2 separate regions of the Homo sapiens genome follow, and region 1 is linked to region 2. Evidence: chromatin contacts called from ENCODE Hi-C or POLR2A ChIA-PET data. All regions are on one chromosome and are shown on one strand. The core of a region is the stretch at or near the end of the contact, and the rest is flanking DNA. Distances in the headings are between cores, read along the strand shown.

Region 1 (2,793 bases), core at 259-2,758, 37 kb before region 2:
AGGATGTCCTTATTTTAAAGAGATGTGTGCTGAAGTATTTAGGGATGATGTCTGTATCTTACATTGAAATAGTTTAGGAAAAAACATATATTTGGTAAAATGTATACAACTGTAGAATCTAGAAGAGGGATTTCAGTGTCAACTGTACTATTATTTCACCTTTTCTATGCATTTGAAATTTTTTATAATAAAAAATTTGAATAAAAAATTATCTCCACTTGCTAGCTGTAGGCCTTTAGTAGAATAAAGCCTTCTGTGTGTCAATTAGCTAACAAATAATCATAACTAACATTTGTCATGTGACAGGCAATGCTGAGAGCTGGCATGCAATAATTTCAGTATGAGCTTTTCTTTACAGAGAGGAAAACCGAGGCTTGGCAAGGTTAAGTTCTTATCCCAAGGCACGCAGATAGTAACTGTCAGGGCCAGATCCCAGCCTGGCTTTGATCTGGTTCTAAACTACCCACTCTTAACTGCCAACTTCTACTGACAGCCTTCTAGAAAAAACCCTGACATTCAATGTCTGGGTGAAGTAATAGTAACAGGAATCATTGCCATGAAGGGCAGTCTGTCAACTTGGGCGTGCAAACAACCATCCTAAGAGCCTTTCTTGCTCTGATAGGGAGAAAAAAAGGCTTCGGGGGCTACCAGAGGAGAAGAGGCCATCAGTGAGTGAGGAAAGGGCATGGAGAGAGGAAGTGGGGAAGGGAAACGGCCTCACCTTATGGACCTGCAGTTCTGTGGGACGAATTAAAGCTGTAAAGCAGGTATTTTTGACTGGAGCAGCAGACAAATGTTTCTGCTTAGTAGAAAAGTTACTGCAGTCAATGCTGTTCCACATCACTAATGAAGGCTGAAAAAAACCACAGCTGAAAGGTATAATGGTGCTTTCTTCTAGAGGGTTGCTTAAGCAAGGTCTCATTGTGCCTGAAGTCTGTATTATTTACTGGCCATTCAGGATGTGCAATGCGATTTAAGAGAGCGGTGCTGGGCTGCATTGAGCCAGCTATACCCTCTTACTCAGTCCCCTGTACAACAGGGCCAGAGAGAGTGGAGGGCAGGATGTGCCCAGCCAATTGGCCTCTATAGGAATTTCAACCATGACCTCGACCTTATTTGCTCTCTGCTCCAGTCTCCTGACTAACCAACCATTGCATGGCAGAGCCTGAGTTCCACAGCCAGCCTGGCGGAGCCACCATGTAATAGTCCAGGGTCAAGCTGTATTTTGCTTTTGGTGTATAAAATGCAAGAACTGGAGAAATCATGTAAAAAGTCAGGAGGAGGTAAACATTTCAAGCACCAGCCTCCCCGGAATTCGGCATTAGAACAAAAGCCACTTCCTTCAGTGCCCTTTTCTTACAGAGCAGCTTTTCCTGTGAGGAGAGAGTTACGTCATTAACACCTTGGTTAGTGGGGTGTTCTGAGTTGTCGGGATTAACCATCTAGGCAGTGGGGTGAAGGGTCCCGTTATGCAGAATGTGGGGACTGCCCCTGAGATGTTTTTGTTTTTAAAACACAATTGTGCCAGCTGATCTCAGTACACATTTCTAGAAAAATCACAGCCTATGACATCACAGACCTTCCTTTCAGCCTCGGACCAGCAGCAACACACTCTGAAGTAGGTCTCAGAAGACAAAAAGCTGAAATCAACTCATGCTTCCTGCTACACAGAATCCACTGAGAGGAAAAGGAAACTTCACCGAAACTTCAGAAAGCTACAGAAATGACATCCATTTTCACAATCCCAGAAGGAAAGATGCATCTGAAGGGAATAAAAACAGAGCAATGGAAGAGTATTTGTTAAAATAAATGGCTTTGACAGGGCATTTTCTCTAAAGGTCTCCTTTGCCTCAAATAGTACTCCTGCCTTCAGTCCATCTTGCATGCCACCCAGCTGTGGGCATCCTGGCAGTTGCTGCCATGTCCTTGCCTAAAAGCCTCCACCCCCAACCAACCCACCCACCCCACAACTGGTCTCCCTTTCTCTGGCTTCTTGGAGCAATAAGACCCCCTTCTCCCAGTGGGGGATCTTTCTGAAAGGTAAACATGAACCCACTCCTCTCCTGCTCAAAAATAGTGGCCGGCTCTCGATCTCCCCAAAGATAGAAATGCACACTTTGGCCGGATGTGGAGGTTCATGCCTGTAATCCTAGCACTTTGGGAGGCCAAGGCGGGTGGATCACCTGAAGTCAGGAGTTGAAGACCAGCCTGGCCAACATGGTGAAACCCTGTGCCTACTAAAAGTACAAAAATTAGCCAGGCATGGTGGCACACACTTGTAATCCCAGCTACTTGGGAGGCTGAGGCAGGAGAATTGCTTGGACCTGGGTGGCGGAGGTTGCAGTGAGCTGAGATCGTGCCATTGCACTCCAGCCTGGGTGACAGAGAGAGACTCTGTCTCAAAAAAAAAAAAAAAAAAAAGAAAGAAAGAAAAATAAAAAGAAATGCACACTTTATTTGGCACCCGGGCCCTAATGACCTTTCTCCTGCCCGGTTTTCCCAGACTGTCTGCTACCACACGGTGTGTGCAGCCTTTCTCCCAATCACACGGACTCCTCTGAATGCATGCCTGTCTTTCTTGTGTGGCGTCTGCCTGTGCCTTTGCACTCACTGTCCGCTTGTCTAAAATGCTCTTCCTCCAAATCCACAGAGAAAACATAACCCAAATGCCACCTCCTCAGTGAAGCCCCTCCAGAAGTTTCTTTCTTTCTCTCTCTCTGTCTCTCTCTCTCTCTGCGTGTCTCTCTCTCTCCACACACACCCTGCTCACCTCCCCAGCCACACAGGTATCAC
Region 2 (2,777 bases), core at 195-2,694:
GATTCTTGAATTACTTGGAGTCCTGCCCTGAAATGTGGTGGCACAGGACACGATGACTTCCTTCCTCTGCTTCCTTTCCTGCTTCTGGCTCTGTCCAAGGGACCTCATATGCAAGCCTGTGGATACTCCAGAATGTGGTCCAACCTCTGTCCACATGTCCTGCCAACAGCTGCCCCGAGGCCACCTCTCAGGCCCAGAGATCTCATGGTGGCAATGAGGCCATCCCTGAGGGGATGGGCCACAAAAACTCTGGGGGCAGGGTCAGAGAGGGCCAATGTCCAGAGTATTCTGGTGTCCCAGCTACCTGGAGCATGATCTAGAAGGGAAGGGGTGCTGGATGGCCACGTCTCCTTGGCCCTGAGGACCGTGCCTGCAGTGAGGAGAGACACAGCTGGAGGAAGCACAGTTCTCTGACTTTAATGCACATGTGAATCACCTGGGATCTTATTAAGTAGGTATGGGGTAGGGCCTGATATTCTGCATTTCTCCCAAGCTTCCAGGTGCTGTTGATGCTGCTGGTACAAGGGCCACACTTTGAATAATTAAGGTCTAAAGCAAAGGCCCAAGGCAGGGGTCCTTTTTACCTTGGCAGAGCAATACCATTAGCAAAAAAGGATGTGTTTGATAATTTAATTACTCCCATGGATAAAGTACCAATAGAACTTAGTACGCACTTAAAGTTACACAAAAACAATATATGTGCAACACAAATTTGAATGTAACACCAATGCCTACATGGAGAATTCTTTAGCACAACCAGGTGAGTCTCACAGCCTTTGGCCCTATAAGTTATCATGTTCTTCCCCTTCTTGCACCCTCTGACCCCTTCCTGTATGTGGTTCACCCTGCATGACTCACTGAGCAGGTACTGACATTTCTAGTAGTCTTCTTTTTTCCTTCTGCAGATCCTTACAAACGCATTTCTTACTTTTTTTTTTTTTGAGACGAAGTCTCACTCTGTTGCCTCAGCTGGCGTGCAGTGGCATGATCTCAGCTCACTGGAACCTCCACCTCCCATGTTCAAGCAATTCTCCATCCTCAGCCTCCAGAGTAGCTGGGATTATAGGTGTGCGCCACCATGCCCAGCTAATTTTTGCATTTTTCGTAGAGACAGAGTTCCACCATGTTGGCCAGGCTGGTCTCGAACTCCTGACCTCAGATGATCTGCCCGACTCGGCCTCCCAAAGTGCTGGGCCTATAGGTGTGAGTCACTGCGCCCGGCCGCATTTCTTATACTTATTCATCATTTACTATGCTCTTTTCTCTCATATGCTTCACCGTACTCACAGCACGTTAGTCCCGGCACTTTCCGCAACAGACTTGTTACTTTTCCAGGCCCTTTTGCCCTCAGCCCTGAAGCCCACTGGGCCCGGCTGGTGCTGGTGCTGCTTCTCTGGCAGCTGCTGCCTCCTGTCTCTGAGCTCCCTGATACTGGAAAGAACCCTCCCAAGGCTTCCTTCTGGCATGTGGAGGCATCTTCAGCCAATTCCATGTGGCAAGTGAATCTATTTATACCTTTTGGAAACCTCATCATTTGGGCAGGAAGTGACCAACTTCCTGGCAAAGAACTCCCAAGAACATCTTCCCAAAGGGAAAAGAGAGAAAACATATCTCTGACGTACATGTATGGTTTCCTCACTTTTAACTGGTCCTGCCCCAGCCCAGCGGTGCGCCTCCAGGCTGAAGAGCCTCTGCTAGGGACAGAAGCCCACCCTGGCTCAAGGACTTAGATGCAGCAGGTGTTTAGTCAGCCTTGATTGAATTGAGTTGAATTTCTTGTGGCTGGAAAACTGTTTCCTATTTATTTTCTTCTCCTGCCAATCCTTTCACAGGGCACTGTCAAATATTGGCCAATGCGGCTGGGTGCAGTGGCTCACACCTGTAATTCCAACACTTTGGAAGGCCGAGATGGGCAGATCACAAGGTCAGGAGATCGAGACCATCCTGGCTAACACGGTTAAACCCTGTCTCTACTAAAAATACTAAAGATCACCTTTTGAGGGCCGGGAGCAGTGGCTCACGCCTGTAATCTTAGCACTTTGGGAGGCTGAGGCGGGTAGATCATCTGAGGTCAGGAGTTTGAGACCAGCCTGGCCAACACGGTGAAACCCCGTCTCCCCATCTCTACTAAAAATACAAAAATTAGCTGGGCATGGTGGCAGGCCACCTGTAATCCCAGCTACCTGGGAGGTTGAAGCAGGAGAATCACTTGAACCCGGGAGGCGGAGGTTGCAGTGAGCTGAGATTGTGCCACTGCACTCCAGCCTGGGTGACAAGAGTGGGACTTCATCTCAAAAAAAAAAAATCACTTTTTGCTACAACTGAGGATTCAGTGTATGTCAGAATACTCACTGCTGACTCAAGGGGTTCACATTATGGGTACAGAGAGCGACGTAAACTTTCTTCTAGATAGAGGAGGAAATAATATGACATGGAGCCAGCACCCACCACCCCCACCCTAAACAAATCAACAAAAAAACTCCTGTGTTGACTGGAACACATGAGAACTTTGTCTCTAGAGTATGTAAGAGATGGCTTTAGGGGTCTATAAACAGGCCGTTTCTAGATGGTGATGTATTATAGAAGGACCGAAAACTGGTGCTGCCTCTATGAGTGCTGTAAATGCTGTGAGAACTTAATATTTTGGCAATGACTGCAGGTGAAATTACTGCTTACTTTGGTATCATTTTCAGTTTTACAATACATATTTTTTCAAATCTGCTACACCAAATTCTAATAGTCAAAGATGTGCCTCCAACACGAAAAGAAAAAAAAAA

Evidence for each region. Hi-C counts contacts between places; a loop is a spot of excess contacts on that map. ChIA-PET counts read pairs that join two places held with the same protein, here RNA polymerase II (POLR2A). Pooled maps may share reads with other maps.
Region 1: a loop to region 2 is called in a map of naive thymus-derived CD4-positive, alpha-beta T cell, with 4 times the contacts of the local background. The contact joins two enhancer-like sites. A Hi-C loop is called at or near these places in 5 of 168 maps with a recorded cell type or tissue (GM23248, Right ventricle myocardium inferior, left cardiac atrium and 2 more), 7 of 37 single-sample maps with no recorded cell type and 8 of 50 pooled maps. POLR2A ChIA-PET finds 5 or more read pairs at or near these places in 5 of 52 experiments (BJ, WTC11, activated CD4-positive, alpha-beta T cell and 2 more).

What each region holds. Positions count from the first base shown.
Region 1 is chr1:212,224,311-212,227,103 of GRCh38, reverse strand. LINC02608 (long intergenic non-protein coding RNA 2608) reads left to right here. Exons shown (of 4, transcript NR_125984.1): 4 at 1,591-1,826. Among named protein-coding and RNA genes, the nearest start is that of LINC02608, 59 kb to the left of the region's middle. Within about 2 kb of position 1,508, at least 4 of the 41 ENCODE cell types and tissues checked have a DNase peak (open chromatin) inside an H3K27ac peak, as active enhancers do.
Region 2 is chr1:212,186,863-212,189,639 of GRCh38, reverse strand. No RefSeq gene overlaps it. Among named protein-coding and RNA genes, the nearest start is that of LINC02608, 97 kb to the left of the region's middle. RefSeq lists enhancers at 2,629-2,688, 2,739-2,777, 2,739-2,777. Within about 2 kb of position 1,444, at least 3 of the 41 ENCODE cell types and tissues checked have a DNase peak (open chromatin) inside an H3K27ac peak, as active enhancers do.